2 separate regions of the Mus musculus genome follow, and region 1 is linked to region 2. A link is a loop called in an ENCODE intact Hi-C map of the cell type or tissue named here. Cell type or tissue: heart. All regions are shown on one strand. Each heading gives the region's core, and the rest is flanking DNA. Links, peaks and the distances in the headings are about the cores only. Region 1 has its middle 88 kb from the start of Trpa1. Region 2 overlaps Kcnb2 (potassium voltage gated channel, Shab-related subfamily, member 2).

Region 1 (8,344 bases), core at 62-8,061, 670 kb before region 2:
CTTGGAAAAAATTTTCCAGCCTTTTACTCTGAGGTAGTGTCTGTCTCTGTCACTGAGGTTCATTTCCTGTATGCAGCAAAATGCTGAGTCCTTTTCATGTATTCTGTCTGTTAGTCTACATCTTTTAATTGAGGAACTGAGTCCATTGGTGTTAAGAGATATTAAGGAATATTGATTGTTGCTTCCTGCTCTTTTTGGTTGTTAGAGGTGGAATTATGTTTGTATAGCTATCATCTTTTGGGTTTGTTGAAAGAAGACTACTTTCTTGCTTTTTCTAGGGTTTAGTTTCCTTCCTTGTGTTGGCGTTTTCCATCTATTATCCTTTGTAGGACTGGATTTGTGGAAAGATATTGTATAAATTTGTTTTTGTCATAGAATATCTTGGTTTCTCCATGTATGGTAATTGAGAGTTTTGCTGGGTATAGTAGCCTGGGCTGGCATTTGTGTTCTTTTAGGCTCTGTATGACATCTTCTGGCTTCCATAGTCTCTGGCAAGAAGTCTGGCATAATTCTGATAAGTCTGCCTTTATATGTTACTTGACCTTTTCCCCTTACTGCTTTAATATTCTTTGTTTGTGCTTCTGGTGTTTTGACTATTATGTGATGAGAGGAATTTCTTTTCTGTTCCAGTCTATTTGGAGTTCTGCAGGCTTCTTGTATGTTTATGGCTATCTCTTTCTTCATTTTATGGAAGTTTTCTTCTATAATTTTGTTGAAAATATTTTCTGGACCTTTAAATTAGGAATCTTCACTCTCTTCTATACCTATTATCCTTAGGTTTGGTTTTCTCATTGTGTCCTGGATTTCCTGATGTTTTGTGTTAGGAGCTTTTTGTATTTTGCATTTTTTGACTATTGTGTCAATGTTTTCTATGGTATCATCTGCCCCTGAGATTCTCTCTTTTATCTACTATATTCTCTCTTGTATTCTATTGGTGATGCTTGCATCTATGACTCCTGATCTCTTTCCTAGGTTTTCTATCTCCAGGGTTGTCTCCTTTTGTGATTTCTTTATTGTTTCTATTTCCATTTTTAGATCCTGGATAGTTTTGTTCAATTCCTTCATCTGTTTGGTTGTCTTTTCCTGTAATTCTTTAAGGCATTTTTGTTTTTCCTCTTTAATGGCTTCCACTTGTTTACCTGTGTTTTTTATGTCCTTCTTAAAATCCTCTATCATCATCACAAGATGTGAGTTTAAAACCAAATACTGCTTTTCTGGTGTGTTGGGGTATCCAAGACTTGCTGTAGTGGGAGAACTGCTGGGTTCTGAAGATGCCAAGTAGCCTTGCTTTCTGTTGCTTACCTCTCACCATTAGTTATCTCTGATGGTCTTGCTGTCTCTGGCTGGAGCTTGTTCTTCCTGTGGGCCTGTGAGCCTGTGTTCTTAAGTGTGTCAGCACGCCTGGGAATACCAGCCCACTCTGGGAAGGATTTGAGTATGGAGGGCTATGGGACAGCCGTCGCACCAGGATGCAGATGAAGAATGGAAGGATCTTTTCTTTGGATGTTCTGGGTTGAGCTTCTAGTGGATCCTCCTTTGGACAATTATTGGAGCAAAAGTGGTCTCACCTGTGAGCTTAGGAGTGAATGCACTACAGGGAGACCAGCTCTCTCTGGCTGGGTTTTGGGTATTGGGTGGGGGTGGGGGGCTGTTGGACAGCCTTAGCTCTGGGGAACAGATGGAAACTGGTAGATACTTCTTTGGGCAACAATTTTACTTTACCTTTCTCTCTACTATACCATAATCCACGGTCTGTTTCTCATTGTATTTCCTGAATATCAATTCTTCTAGCAAAGAAAATTATTTCCTTGAGACAGGGAAATGATACCACACTCAGATTTTATTGCTCTTACTTTTTCTTTTTAGTCTTGGTGTAAAAATAAACAAAAAGTACCCCACCCCAAACCCAAAAAAACAAACCAAACAAACAAAAAGCAAACAAAGAAATCATTGAGTTCCCCTCAATTTGGAGCTAATTCTTTAGAATGTCCTTTCCCATCCAGTATGCATCAACACAGAATGACTGCCACTGTTCGTTCTCGTTCTCTCATAGCCGAGAAATGTAAGTTTAGAAATCAAAAGCTGGTCTTTTAAATCTCCACAAAATTACCCACAAAACTATGGCTCCCATGATCATGTCTATGAACCGTGATAGTGTCTCTAAGGATGTAACTATATCCTAGAAGGAAACTGGATCTGCCTCTTGGTCATTAGGGTCACGTCATACTACCAGAGAAGGTACTATACCATGTAATATGATTGCTTCAAAAAATCAAGGAAAACATCTTAAGGGAAGGGCAGAAAGGAAAGAGTATGCCTGGGCATTGTGTGGGTTCTGGGTGCCCAGTGAATTACTTTATGGTCTATGTTCTCCATTACTGAGTAAGTAAGATGATCCTGTGAATGAATTGAATTTGCCACCATCTATAGGTGGATTTCTATTTCCAGCTTCTTCAGACAAGGTTCATTCTTCTTCAGTTATGCATGGAACAAGCACACCTGTGAGTGGGAATATGAAATGGTAATGGATGTGTGGTGGCTTAGCTGTGGCCAGTGTGAGGACTTGCTACTAATAGACAAATAAAAGGCTGTAGTGGTTACTTCTTGTTGGGGCTCATTTTGTACACATTTCTATTCTTTACTTTGCTCTGGTATTTAAAAACCTGAAAACTACATTTCCCAGATGCATTTGCCATGAGACTTCCTTTTTGGCCCTGTCCACGGGAGTCATTGGGAGGAGAGGTTTAAGAGTGAACACCTTAGTTCTGGAGCCAAGAAGAATTGCCACTGTTGGAATTGAGTTTAGTACAAAGGTGGCAGGCTGCTGTGTCAGAAGTAAGTGCACAGATGTGTATCACTACGCTCAACATTCTACTTCCATGATCACTCTTCAATTGAAATCTTCAGACAGAGAAGCCCCTCTCCGTTTCTTTTGCTGATTTCTTCAGGTTTCATCAAACCCATGGTTCAGCCAGCAGGTGCAACTCAGAGGGAGAAAAAATAAACTCACCCCAAAGCATGTACAGGAGCAAACTGTAAAACCAGCTTTTTGTCCTCGGATGCAGTCAAGGCAGACTCTGTTGCTCACGTGCCATCCCCAGAAAAGGCAGGGCTTGAGGAAGAGACCTGCTATGGGCTCTGCTGAGGACCATCCAGATGGACTTTGAAGAATTTACACTAGAGACTCCACCAAGACTACCTCTCTGGCAAGAATGTAGGACCAAGACGTTCTGGAGAACTCATACACATGATCCTACTTTTTCTGGACAATAACGCAAGCCCATGGGAATCAGGGTTTAGAATGGTGAGATGTGTGTGGGGAAGGCCCAGGGATGAGAAAGAAAGAAGGCTGATAGCTGGAGCAAGGAAGCTGGAGCCAGGAAGTCCCGCTGATAACTTATACCAAACAAGTTCCTCAAGAAGCACAGTCTTTTATCTGTGATTTGTAGGAGAATGGGCCAAGGCCAGGGAGACCTAAGTCCAACAATGCTGTCAGAGAGCACAGGATGCCTCAGACACAGGTACCTTAGGACTTAGTAACCACGGTCCTTCTGCAGAGAAGGTAGTGTTCTTAGGAACCCAAACCACTTGAGGCCCAGGTTCCAGCCTCAGTCTGGTCCTTGCCAAATCTGCCACTAGGCAAGGGCACAGACGTTTTCTTTTGTCCTTTCATTGGCACCTCTGAGAAAGTCTTTAGTTGATCTGGCTCCCAACAGAAGAACACACTAATAAGTGAGGTTAAATTTAATTTGTTTGTTTGTTTGTTTCCATTTTTAAGTCTTGAGCATTGAGAGAAAGCACCCAAGGAGCTGAAGGGGTCTGCAAACCTATAGGTGGAACAACAATATGCACTAACCAGTACCTCTAGAGTTCATGTTTCTAGCTGCATATGTAGCAGAAGATGGCCTATAGGCCATCACTGGGAAGAGAGGCCCCTTGGAAACTTTATATGGCCCAGTACAGGGGAATGCCAGGGCCAAGAAGTGGGAGTGAGTGGGTAGGGGAGCAGGGCGGGGGAGGGTATAGGGAACTTTCGGGATAACATTTGAAATGTATATAAAGAAAATATCTAATAATAATTATAATAATAAAACGTCTTGAGCATTGACAGGGAGGTGACCATGGATAGAAATCCTGTGCAATTATGAACACTCATCCATTTGATCTTTTCAAACTTTAACCTTGAATTCTGACAACACACTTGTCCAAACTGTACAACTCCCCACTCAAGTTTTATGTTTATGAGATTTATGTCTCAAGCTATTTTGATCTCAAGAGTTCAAACGATGTATAACTACACTTGGACAGGGGATGAGGACAGGAACCCTAAACAAACTTGCACAGGTTTCTATGTATCTTCAGTAAAAGGCAGAAGAGGAGGAGGAGGAGGAGGAGGAGGAGGAGGAGGGAAGCTGGAGACACAAAGAGCACCTCAGCACATTCTGTTGTAATATAAGTGCAATCTTTTCACTGTCACAGTTATGAGAGAATATAGAGAGTTTTATTTTGCATCCATAAACACAACCACACAAGACTAGAACGAAAGTCAGGCATTGAAAACTCCGGTGATATTGATGAAAACGTTTCTTACTGTAAATGCTGACAACTACCAATTTTATTATTCTAATTAATTCAATACCTAGAGATATTTAAGTGATAGTGGATTCTTCTTATTAAATAATTGACTTTGATTATGTTAATTTAGAGAATGACTTTCTGTTTGTAGAAATACTACACTTTACCACTAGGTGGCAACAATGGTTCAAAAATGAAGGACTGTGACAAAGTGCTTTCCTGTGTCTCAACGGATAAGTGTGAAGTCAAACTCAAACAGGCAACTGTTAATCCATGATAATGCAATTATGTAAAACCTGACAAAGCGTGAAATTTGGTAAAACCATACAGTTTATAGAAATGATTCAAAAGACTTTAAAATAAAAGTTAATAAAATATTGACAATATTGATTATAATTTGATAAAACTGGTGTAAATTGTATCATACCCAGATGAATTGATGACTTAAGACATACAAATAGGTATAGGAGGGTATCAAGGCACTTTTAGGTAGTTAAACATTTAACACCAATTATCAAATTAAACTAATTTAAATGAAGAATAATGTCTTCATCTCATAATGCTACATATACAATACATTGACACCTACAAATATTCAATACATATTTACCACACAGAAATAAACCAAAGATACATTCAATATTGTATTGAAATAAAAATTATTCAGAATTCACTATTATTTCTGACTTTCTGTTTGTAATTTTTTGCAGAATGTTATTTAATTATTTATTTCATGTATTTAAGACTTGTTAAAATTTAGCCAGTTGGTAGGTTTGTTAATCAACTTTCAATTACTCTAACATCCATGAGATGTTAGGCCTCGATGTTTCGTGTCTGGAGGGAGGCATCTGCAGTACCGTTAATCTCATCCCATGATGCAAAGAGAGAGGACGTGGCAAGGCTATGACCATCACCATCAGCCGCATGCCTCAATGATTTATGAATCTTCCATAAGGCCCAACCTGTCTATACTTTCAGCAAGTTTTAATAACCCAGGTCTGGGCTTTTAATACTCAGGTCTTCAGAGAACAATTCCCTGTTCCTGCCATCAAGATATGGACATCTTAGTAGAGATTTGCAAGGCAGCTCTTTAAAGACTCTGGGAATGCAGCAGATTTTGTGCTCAGTGCTATTAGCATAGTGTTGGCCAAGAAGTGTGTGAGAGGAAGCAGGACACCCTTCATCCCAAAGGGTCTGCAGAGGAGCCCTGTAGAGGACTGGCTGAAGGTGCTACCCTTCCATGTGTCTCTCTGCTGTCAGTGACCCTCTGTAGTCCCCTGTCCTTACAGCAGACTGGCATCCTGTCAGTTTTTGTGTACCCAGGACATTTTCCTAACATGGGCAGAGTTTGCACGGAACTGAATTGAGGGAGAGTTTCTGTCATCTTTTTCTCTCTCAGCTCTCGATCATGGCATCTCTCACATGACATTTCAGTGCCATTCCTTCAGTGAGTAAAACTCTGCCAGGATGCGAGCTTATTTATTTGGTCCTGTTGGTATATACTGAAACACACTCTCATTGTTATCTCTTGGAACTAGGACTTTCAACAATAAGAGGCTAAAAATAAGACTCACAGGGATTTAAACGGCATCTACTTTAGTCTAAGAATTCAAAACTTAAAGTTCAGATTTTTTCAGACTAAATGGCATCTAGTTAAAAATGGTGTCGTGTTTTTCTGTTACCTAGAATTCCTGGACCAACAAAAACATCTGAATTTCTAACGGTCCCAGTGTGCTAGCCCTCCTGTAGGAAGATGGGTGCAGACATCTTGGTATTCAACTTAAACACTCCTAAGGAGAAGCACATTTTCTTTGGCTGATAAACTCCTCCCTTTCGTGATGTTTCTCTTAGTAAGCCCTTATTAGGAAGAGTGGAAGAAGGCTGTCAGCATTTGGTCTTTATTTTCTTACTAGCCTACCTGATCTGCAGTTCCTGACCTTCTATGCCTTAAAAGAGGCACAGAGAGACACACTACTTCTATTTCACCAAGAAGGAAGCAGACTTAATTCAGTAGCATCTCAAAGACCACACAGCTAGAAAAGAGTCAGTGCTCCTGTTTGAATCATACTGATGTGCTTTCAAAGCTGTCAGCTAGGCTTGGTAAATTTAACAAATGGGAAGAGAGTAGAACAGTGAGATAATTCTATCTAAATAAGAATATGTATCACATCAGCAAACTTTAAAATACAGTTTAATTGTATACTCGTACACATGGCTGCCATGCTGTAGGCAAGACACTCCTCCAGTACAATAGCACTTAGATGGTGGCTTCTGGCTTTTCTACACTGTCACTAAATACGCCAAAAAACAAACAAACAAACAAACAAACAAAAAACCAAAAAAAAAAAAAGAAAACCAATAAAAAGAAAAAACCCACTTTCATATTTGATGACTTTCTATTGAGCTCATTGAAGGACCAATTCTTGGTGTATATTCTTATATTCCTTAGCTTCTTCTAGACTAGACAATGGCAGCCTTCCCTGGCACCATCAAGATGCAGCTGGTGTCTGTTAAATATCATCTTTACAAAAATCTTTCAGTTACTTCCCAACAAGGTCTTGATCAATGGCTTACCTTTATATAAGAGGGGAATATTCTAGGCATGTTCTGCCCAATAGCTACTCTGGACTGACCCAGAGGCTTCCATATTCATTTCTATCAGAGTGTACTTTGCCATGACATCATAGACAGGCAGCAGTTCTCAACCTTCTTAATGCTGCAACCCTTAATACAGTTCCTCGTTTTGTAGTGACCCCCAAATAAAACTACTTTTGTTGTTGGTTCATAACTGTAATTTGGCTTCTGTTATGAATTGTAGTGTAAACACTTGATATCCAGGATATCTTTATTGCTTTTTCTCTTTTATAGGATATTTTCTTTATTTACATTTCTATAGAATTTTGTTAGATATTTTTTTATTTACATTTCAAATAAAGTATTTTTTATGGGCCTCTCCTCCCATTGGTGGGGGACTAGGCCATCCTCTGCTACATATATAGCTAGAGCCATCAGTCCCACCATGTCTTTTCTTTGGTTGGTGATTTAGTCCCAGGGAGCTTTGGGGGTACTGGTTAGTTCATATTGTTGTTCCTCCTATAGGGATGCTAACCCCTTCAGCTCCTTGGGTCCTTTCTCTAGCTCCTTCATTGGGGACCCTGTGCTTTGTCCAATGGATGACTGTGAGCATCCACTTCTGCTTTGCCAGGCACTGGCAGAGCCTCTCAGAAGACAGCGATATCAGGCTCCTGTCAGCAAGTTCTTGTTGGCATCCACAATAGTGTCTGGTTTTGCTGGTTGTTTATGGAATGGATCCCCAGGTGGGGCCATCACTGGATGGTCATTACTTCAGTCTCTGCCCTGAACTTTGTCTGAAAATGCCATGGGTATTTTATTCCCTCTTCTAAGAAAGATTAAAGTATCTACACTTTGGTCTTCCTTTTTCTTGAGTTTCATGTGTTTTGCAAATTGTACCTTGGGTATTCTGAGCTTATGGGCTAATATCCACTTATCAGTGAGTGCATATCATGTGAGTTCTTTTGTGATTGGGTTACCTCACTTAGGATTGATATCCAGGATATCTTATACGTGACCCATATTAAAGGGTCATTTGATCCCAAAAGGGGATGCGACACACTGGTTGAGACCCTCTGATTTAGTGAGTAAGAAAGTGGTTACTTCAAGTTCTGATTCCATCTATATTTGTTACCATTTTTTTTTCTGTCCTGAATCCCATCTGACATCTTGATTTTGGCACCAGACATACCTTTTA
Region 2 (8,344 bases), core at 97-8,096:
ACATCTTTAAAAAGATTATTTTTCCCTGGACTCATGAGTCCACCTGTAACTGTAGAACTATGACAGTTGGTGGACTCTGGGGAGGAATGTTAGGGATTTGTTTAAGGGTATAGCCTTTAGTAGAATGATTGTTTTTAGTGGATGGTCCTATACCCAGGAATAGATGAGCAGCACAAATTAGCACTGCTGTATTGTTAAATGAAAAAAGAAAAGACAAGAAACACAAAATTGGGAAGGGGTAAGGAAGGGAGATGGATCTTCGCAGAATTAAAGATGCAAGTAGGAGGGGTGAATATGATCAATACACACTGCATGTATGTATAAAATTCCCAAAGAATTAATAAAATATTGAAAGATGCTCTTCCCCAGGAAAGCTAGAATTCTAAAACACCAGGTATTCCAAATCAGGGTCAGATAAATAACACAAAAGTTTTTCTCTTTGGCTACACTAAGTTTTGGAAAGAAAAGAAATATATTTCTTTATTCAATGGAGGTATAATTTTATTTAACAAGGAATTAATTTTGTAGAGTACATGGATGGGTAAGACATAATGTTTTTTATTTGATGAGACTATATACCTGAAACAGATAAAAATCATTTGGAAATATAAACAAATAACTACAATCCAAAAAAAAAAAAAGGTTTATTCTCAGATGAATCAAGTATGTTAAAAAGGAGACATGGCTTATTTATAAAAGCAGTTTGAGAAGAACTGCATAATTAAAATATTTCTACTTCTCATTTTAAACTTTTATACCAGCATTTTCCCATTATGCTATTTTTATCTAAATGATTTGCTTTGCATACATAAGATGGCCATGTCACCAATTATTTTTGCAAGTTGATGTGTTTACAGGTTTCTATTATTGAGACCTATAACTACTGTACTATTTTTAAGTGTGCACAGTTTTAGATTCTTTGAAATTCAATTATCCAAAGTAGGAAACTTTCCATACAAGATTAATTTCACTTCCTGTTTCTACTGCCCCTGAAACGGTCTTAGACATTTTGAAATTGGACAAGAGGAAAAAACACAGGTCCAAACTAAATTAGTTTAGCTGGCTATCTTTATGTATCTTTGGTACTTTAAAAAAAAATTAAAGTGGTCCTCATCAATGCTACCATAGTACTTTGTATAACTTTATACTGAAAACTTTATCACTTTGCAGAACTTTTTTTTTATTTAACTGTTTTCCAAATCTAGGCTCTAGAGAGAAAAATGTTGTTTCATTCACTGTTGTATCTTACATAGCCTATATGGGTAGACAGATGGATGCGCAGGTAGGAGTGTGTGTGTGTGTGTGTGTGTGTGTGTGTGTGTGTGTGTGTGTAAGGATGGATGGATGGATGGATGGATGGATGGATGGATGGATGGATGGATGAATAGATGAAAGTGTGAGTAGACTGATGGATGGACAAGTGGTGTGGTAGTTTAAATTTAAATGAGAATGGTTCCTATAGGTTCATATCTTGAGCCTCACTTGATATAACATTGGGAGGTGTGGCCTTGTTGGAGGAGATGTGTCACTGGAGATAGGATTTTAGGTTTCAAAAACTGGGTCATTCCCAGTGTCTCTCTCTACCTTGTGCTTGTGGATCAGATGTAAGCTGTCAGTTACACTCTAGCACTATGCTTCCCTGCGTAATGTTATAATCTCTACCATGATGGTCACAGACTCTAATCCTTTGAAAATGTAGGACCCAAATCACCTCCCTCTTCTATAAGTTAACTTGGTCATTATGTCTTATCACAGCAATAGAAAAGTAACTAAGTCAAGTGAATAGACTGATGGATAAGTAACAGCTATCCCTGAACTCTGAAACAAATCTGACAAGATCTGAAGAAGCAATCTTTATCCTCCTTTAACCAAAAAAAAAAAAAAAAAAAAAGAAAGAAAAGAAAAGAAAAAGAAAGAAAAAGAAAACCAGCTGGCAAACACTAACCTCACCTTCAATGGCTCCCTGATGACCTAATAGCCAAAGTATGTTACCGCTTCTCAAAATCTTTTAGAAGCTAAGCTTGACTTCTGAAAAGCAAAATAACTGAATATATTTTAAAGCTGACAGCAGACTGATAAAGACCACATAGGCCACAGGAATAGCATTCTCAAGGTTTCTTACTTGTCCTCCACTTTCTCCTGCCACCTATGTCCACCACCCACAGAGTCACACTGTTCTCTGTTCCATGTTGGCCCTTCTGCTGGAACTTAAGGAAAAGCAGTTGAATTGCAGAAGCTTTAAACAAAGACACCACCAGCAGCCTCAAACCTCTCAGAACCTTGTGGAACTTTCCATGTGCTAGAATTTCGGAAGAATAGAAAATTACATGAGTTGAATGGGATGGGAGCATTTGGTAGGAAAGAAAGGTTATACCAAAACCAAACCAGAGGCCTAGTCACAATAACCTGTCCTCAGCTATGAACGTTGCTTTGTTTTATTTATAGTATGAGGATCAAACTCAGGTCCTCAGATATGCTCACTAGGCCCTACTACTTTAAGACCCTACTACTTCACCCCAGCTCAGGTATTGGTTTCTAATCAGCTGTGGATACAAGTCCTGAGAATACCCTTAGGGTCCACTGAAGAGAGAGTATCTCAACTGTTTGCATATGTGACATAGCCCTGCTTCTGGAAAAAATAAAATAAAATAAAATAAAATTTTAAAAAGCCATCATCTCACAAATACTGAATCCAGTCCAAAAGCCCAACGTTAACCGTAGACTTACTGGAAGGGTTGGGAAGATGGTAATTAGACCTTACTTACAGTCCATGAGGCATCGTGAGCTTACTTGGAGCTTCCAGAACATCAGGAATTAATATGAGATATCTGGGGTACACATCAGGAGACATGGGGAATGCAGACTCCCACAAGCCTAACCCATAGGAGTTCTTCCTGAGCAAGACTTTTCTCCACTCCATCTGAAGCAGCTCACTGTTTAACTCATCCTCACTCTTCTGGTGCGTTGTCAAGCCACCCTGGAGCTTCCATGTATGTCCTGCATATGAGCATAGCTGTCTGCAGCTATGGAAGAAGAAATAAGAACACAGAAAAGCAAAGCAAGGACCTAGCATGCCTCCTTTGTTCATTCTTCTCTGCTACAAAGAGTCAAGTCTGGTATCTTAATCCCTAACCCTTCAATGTTTTTCATGCGAATTTCCTGTTTTTATTTCCCTATTGAGCTTCTGATCCTAGTTGGCTTCAGAAACCTTTCAAGAAGTCCCAATCACCATTAGTCCTAAAATGAGGTCTAATTAATAAACAAGAGCATCAATAATTTAGGAAAACCATTTGTTACCATATTTTTTTTTACAATCAGAATATTTAATAGTTTCAAAAATACTTAAACTATACCATGAAAGAAAGCTACTAGGATGGTTTACGAAAAAATCATTTCCTCTCTTAGAGTAGAAGTTAGTTTGCAAATTAATGAGATGGAGCCAAAATAGAGAACTGCATTCTAAAGGAGTGACTCACAATGTTTTGACTTTCTAAAATATAACTTTCCTGACAGCAGACTGCCTCATCATTTGATTGCTTTCTAATGAATGTTAAGTTCTGTCACACTTCTGCCACCAGAGCTACCCATTGTGACCTCATATTACCTGTCCTTGAACAATGCATGGGGCAATTATGACTGAGAGTCTATGATTACAAGGATATATCTTCTATATTCTACCCAAAGATACAGTACCATCAGTGCCACCATAAGAATGTTGCCACTAATAGCAGACAAGCTAATCAATGTTTGTTTGCTTAGAAGTAAAAATAGTTGCTTGCTGATAAGTATGTGTTCTTTGTTCCTTTTATTTACAAAGAATTAACCAACCATGAAGTATCCTTGATAAATAAAACCAAAGAACAGTCTTCAAAAACAACTTAAAAGTACATCTTCTAAAGCTGTAGACTGCATAGGAGAGAATGTGTATTGAGCAAATGAAGTCAATCTAAGGCTACAGACTGCCTCACTGCACAGACCTGGCTTAGCACCCTTGTCATGTGCAGTCTAGCACCTGACCTCAAAGCACACTGAGAGATATTTAGATTCTTTCATTCCCCCACCCCTCACAAAAAAATCAAAGCTTTGTGTAGAAGGCTTCTAAGTCAGATTATACAAGAAGAATGTGTCCAATCATCAGTGTCTGCATCTTTTTCTCTCTGTGTCACTGTAATTAAGACTTTAGATTGAGAGGAGCCTGAAGGAGGACTTTCAGATGTCTACGAACCTAGTGGACAATGTAAATATCTAACATAACACGTAGAACATGTAGAATAAGGTTTAAAGCCTTAGCCGATCAGTTCTTACTGTGAGTTTCAGTTCGTTTGTCCCCTTATTTGATGAGGAAGTCAAGTCCCCTTCCCAGCGTCCTAGGACACTGTCTATCGGACCTCTCATCTAAGACAAGCTCTACACTAACTTTCTCCTTTTAAGTATTTCCATGGCATTTTTGTTTCATTCAGCGAGGATTTTGGAGGCACTGTTTTGTGTCTGTCTAGTTCTGTCATTTCTGTTCCTTGCAACACCATGTTTTCAGAGAAGCATCCCTGACCCTCAAGTCCACGACAGCCATCTTCATGGCACTAAGTCTCAGTATTTCCTTCACAGATCTTATTTTAATTGTAAATAAACTCGCTTATTGATCATTTGATTAATGCTTGTCTCCAGAAATTGAGAACAGGAATCATGTCTAAATTTGTTCAGCAATTTATTCCAATGTCTGGCACTCAGTACCACTCTGTCAGTTGGTGGATTGGTTAGGGAATGATGAATGGATGGATGGAGCAACCGCAAGCTCGTGGTGTGCTACAGCAAAATGAGCATGACTAGGCTTAGAAGGCAAGTGAGGCTAGAAAGATAAGAGTTGGGCAGAATTATAAACAGCCTCTCAGAAGCACTGCCACGTGCCTTATAAACAAGAAGTTATGAAATGTCAAACCCACAATGACCAGGTTAAGAACTTAGGAGGTTCATGGAGGCTGAAGGACAAAGAGAGGCCTAGGAAAGGAAGAGGCAAAGGCAAGAAGAAAGGTGTTGCTATGGCCAAAGTCAGAAGTGGTGAGATTCATACAAACACAGCAGCTGCAGAACAGCAGGAGCAGTGCTGAGTCACATAACCTCAGACATGCCTGCCGCTCCTTAGAGGATCAACAAGGGTTGGGAGGAACACCCTTTAAAAGATGCTTCCACCCCTCTGACTTAGTAGACCCATCAACAAAAATACCCTCAACGCAGGGGCTGATCTCAACCATCTTATACCCATGGTACTATAAGAATAGGAAAAGAGTAACTATTTTTCTTCTTGGTTATTTTTCAAATTGTCTCAAGAAGTTTAAAACTTCAGGTTTAGTCAGACAGCCAACCAATATTTGCCAAACACTGCTCACATTCCAAAGATTTTCAATATAAATAAATAAATAGTCAAAAGAAAGGCTGTGGATATGGCCACTATCGTTACAAAGCTTAGAAACAAGCAACACAGCCACAGAAGAGCCATTGGTGTAGCAAATGATCTGATGGGAGAAACAAGGAGAAACATTGAAGCTGCACTCAACCTGGTCTCAGGGCAGAGCCAGAGGACATGTGATCTAATTGCAAACCAGATGTATGCCAGTGGGGTGAGAAGAGAAGGAACATTACCAGATGTAGGACCAACATGCACATAGAGTCACAGACAAAAGAGAACATTACAACTGATAGGAAGATGGCATTGTCTATTTCATAAGCTATTGGGTGATATAATGTTGAGAAGCACAGAGTTTCAGTATATCACTACTGATAGTGGCAGCAACTCTCTTAGAAATGTAGATTTGAGAACCACCTGTGTCTAGATGGTAATAGGGAACCACTGACATGACTGGAAGAATAAAAGGAACGCTAGCAGTGATTGGCAAACACTGGGGTGGTGAGACTCGGCTGCAGAGGTGTGGCGGGCATGAAGGAAATAAAGAGCAGGCAATTTCAGCCTGGCATTGGAGGAAGTGGGTGACATCAAGATGAGGAAGTGGTACATAGAAGAAACTTTTATCAAGCACCTGAAAAGGGACTGTAAGGACCCATTGCATTCTGGATTAAGTCATGATCAGGGAGGACCCCAAGACAAGTGTTTTTATAGATGGGTAGGAACAAAAGCAAAATTACAGCAGGTGAAAAGAATCTACAAATATGGATAGTTAGTTAATATGCGAGTGTACTTATTAAAAATAATCCATATCAGCAGCACAAGAACAAATGTATTCTGACTTGCAGTAATGAGATTTTACCTCTGTGCTGTTGTTTGGCATGTGATTAAAAAAAAAAAAAAAAAACTCAGGGTCTAGCTTTGGATGCCCCCATCCTAATTTTTTATCATGCACTGTCAGACACTGGCAAAGGAAAGAGAAAGTAATAATTCTAAAGTCATTTCTACAGAGGAGACTTCCTCTATAGAATATGCCATCCAAGCATAATGTGTTTATTCTTTTCTCAAGGAGTTTTTGAAAAAGACATTAAACGCAATATAACATCAGTAGCAATTTTCTGCATTGCATGTGTATCCAATTGGAGAATTTATTTTACTTCGTAAATATTAAAAGGTCTCTCGGAAGCAGAAATTCCAATGACAGACCACATCTCTAGGCTCCAGTTGAGAGTCTTCTCAATGACTTTTGGAGATTTGAGACCAGCTTTGCATCCCCTTCATTTACAGGGAACACAGACAGACTTGAAATTGGCACTTGTCCTTGTGTGAACATTCAATTCATCTGTGTTAGGATCTTTATTTACCCTCAGACTAACAAGCTTTATTCCAACTAAACTCACAACTGAGGTGAAACAAACAAACACACACACATGCACACACCATACAAATCTTTTACTTCAAAATGACATTGAACAGATTAATAAACCGAGGTACCAAGTGATTTGCTTTCTTATTTATTTATTTATTTATTTACCTACTTATTTATTTTAGTAGGAAGAGGTACACATGCCACTGTATGTGTGTAGAGGTCAGAAGACAACTTATGGAAGTTGGTTCTCAACTCCATTATTTAGATCTACAGAATCAAACTCAGGTCATCAGACTTCATAGCAAGCACTTTTACCTAGCCATGATTAAAGAAAAGTCTACTATAAGCATTGACCAAAATATACCACAGCCCAAGCCGAGTACTCTTTCTGTCAATCAGGATGCCCCTCCCCGCAGCACCTGGCACCCAAACACTGAGCATCAGCTCTTGGCTGGCTGGAATTGTGTGCTTCCTTGGTTCTAGTTTGAGTGTGAGTATCAGGAGCCATCTGGGAGAGGCTAAGACTGGCAGGTGACTTTCCTGGAGGTGGCTGTTTCTGCATGGCCTACAATGGGAGAAATCTGAGAGGCAAGGTCCCAGGAGACTTCACCTCAGGATTGCTTCTTGCAGCTGATCACTATTACATAGTCTAATGATTCTTAGGCATCAGCCCACCCTATTGGACAGATTTCCTACAAATCAACTTTAAAATGAACTCCCATGAATTAATGCTGTTTAGATGAATTAGTGATTTTATAGGATTCTTGGTTTGGTTTAAATAATACTAGGAAGTTTTAAGGGGTGGTTTTAGGGTGTTTTGCCAGAAATATATAATAAAGCTAGACTCAAGAATAGAATGTGCCCATTCCTCATAAAATCTTAAGTAAAAGTTGCATAATAAGAAATACAATGAGCTTTCACAATTACACTAAAAAGAGAAATAGGCTTGGGACAAATTTGTGATCCAGGAAAAACATTCATTCTAGGTCAGAGCCAAGAAAGATGCCACAGGTGTACATTATGATCAAATGAGGCATATATATGTATATGTCTGTTTCTCTATATATGTGTGTGTAGGCATATGTGTGTACATGTAAGTGTGCATAAATACTTGAGGAGTTGATGAGCTAGGTATTCAGGTCCAACCAGAGTATGTATGTATATGAATGTGTGTGTGTGTGTGTGTGTGTGTGTGTGTGTACTGCCTGTGTAAAAGATTTTAATTCTTTTTCTCTCTGCTTTACAAATAGTTAACGAGTCCCAAGCCTCTCACTTGGCCAGTGAGAGGTCCTTGAGCCAGAGAGAAAAGAAACCAGTGCTTATTAAAGCACAAATAATAAGATTATAAGACCAGGAATCCCAGGGATCATCGCTTTTGAGCCTTCGTCCGACTCCACGCCCTGTCCAGTACTGTTCCCCTAAAGGATGAGCATCTCTAAGCCATTCCTTATTTAACAGGGCTACCTGAGGAATCAGCCCGGCAGAGTTCAGCATCTCTCTGGGAATATCAGTAGTATCAACTGACATGTAGTAGTGAGAATACATGGAATACGTTCATTAACAAAGCACTGGGTGTG

Evidence for each region. Peaks named below come from ENCODE experiments on the same cell type or tissue, not always from the same donor. Only the 100,000 strongest peaks of a DNase experiment are listed, where the experiment ranks them.
Region 1: it touches region 2 in a loop (5-fold over the local background); 14 of 42 quality-filtered maps call a loop at or near these places.

Annotation. Positions count from the first base shown.
Region 1 is chr1:15,003,086-15,011,429 of GRCm38, forward strand. No RefSeq gene overlaps it. Among named protein-coding and RNA genes, the nearest start is that of Trpa1, 88 kb to the left of the region's middle. In heart, for the core only: a CTCF peak has its summit at 4,739 (motif pointing right); no DNase peak of the experiment used is centred there.
Region 2 is chr1:15,674,227-15,682,570 of GRCm38, forward strand. All of the region lies in intron 2 of Kcnb2 (potassium voltage gated channel, Shab-related subfamily, member 2), which reads left to right. Among named protein-coding and RNA genes, the nearest start is that of Gm51617, 61 kb to the left of the region's middle. In heart, for the core only: no CTCF peak of the experiment used is centred there; no DNase peak of the experiment used is centred there.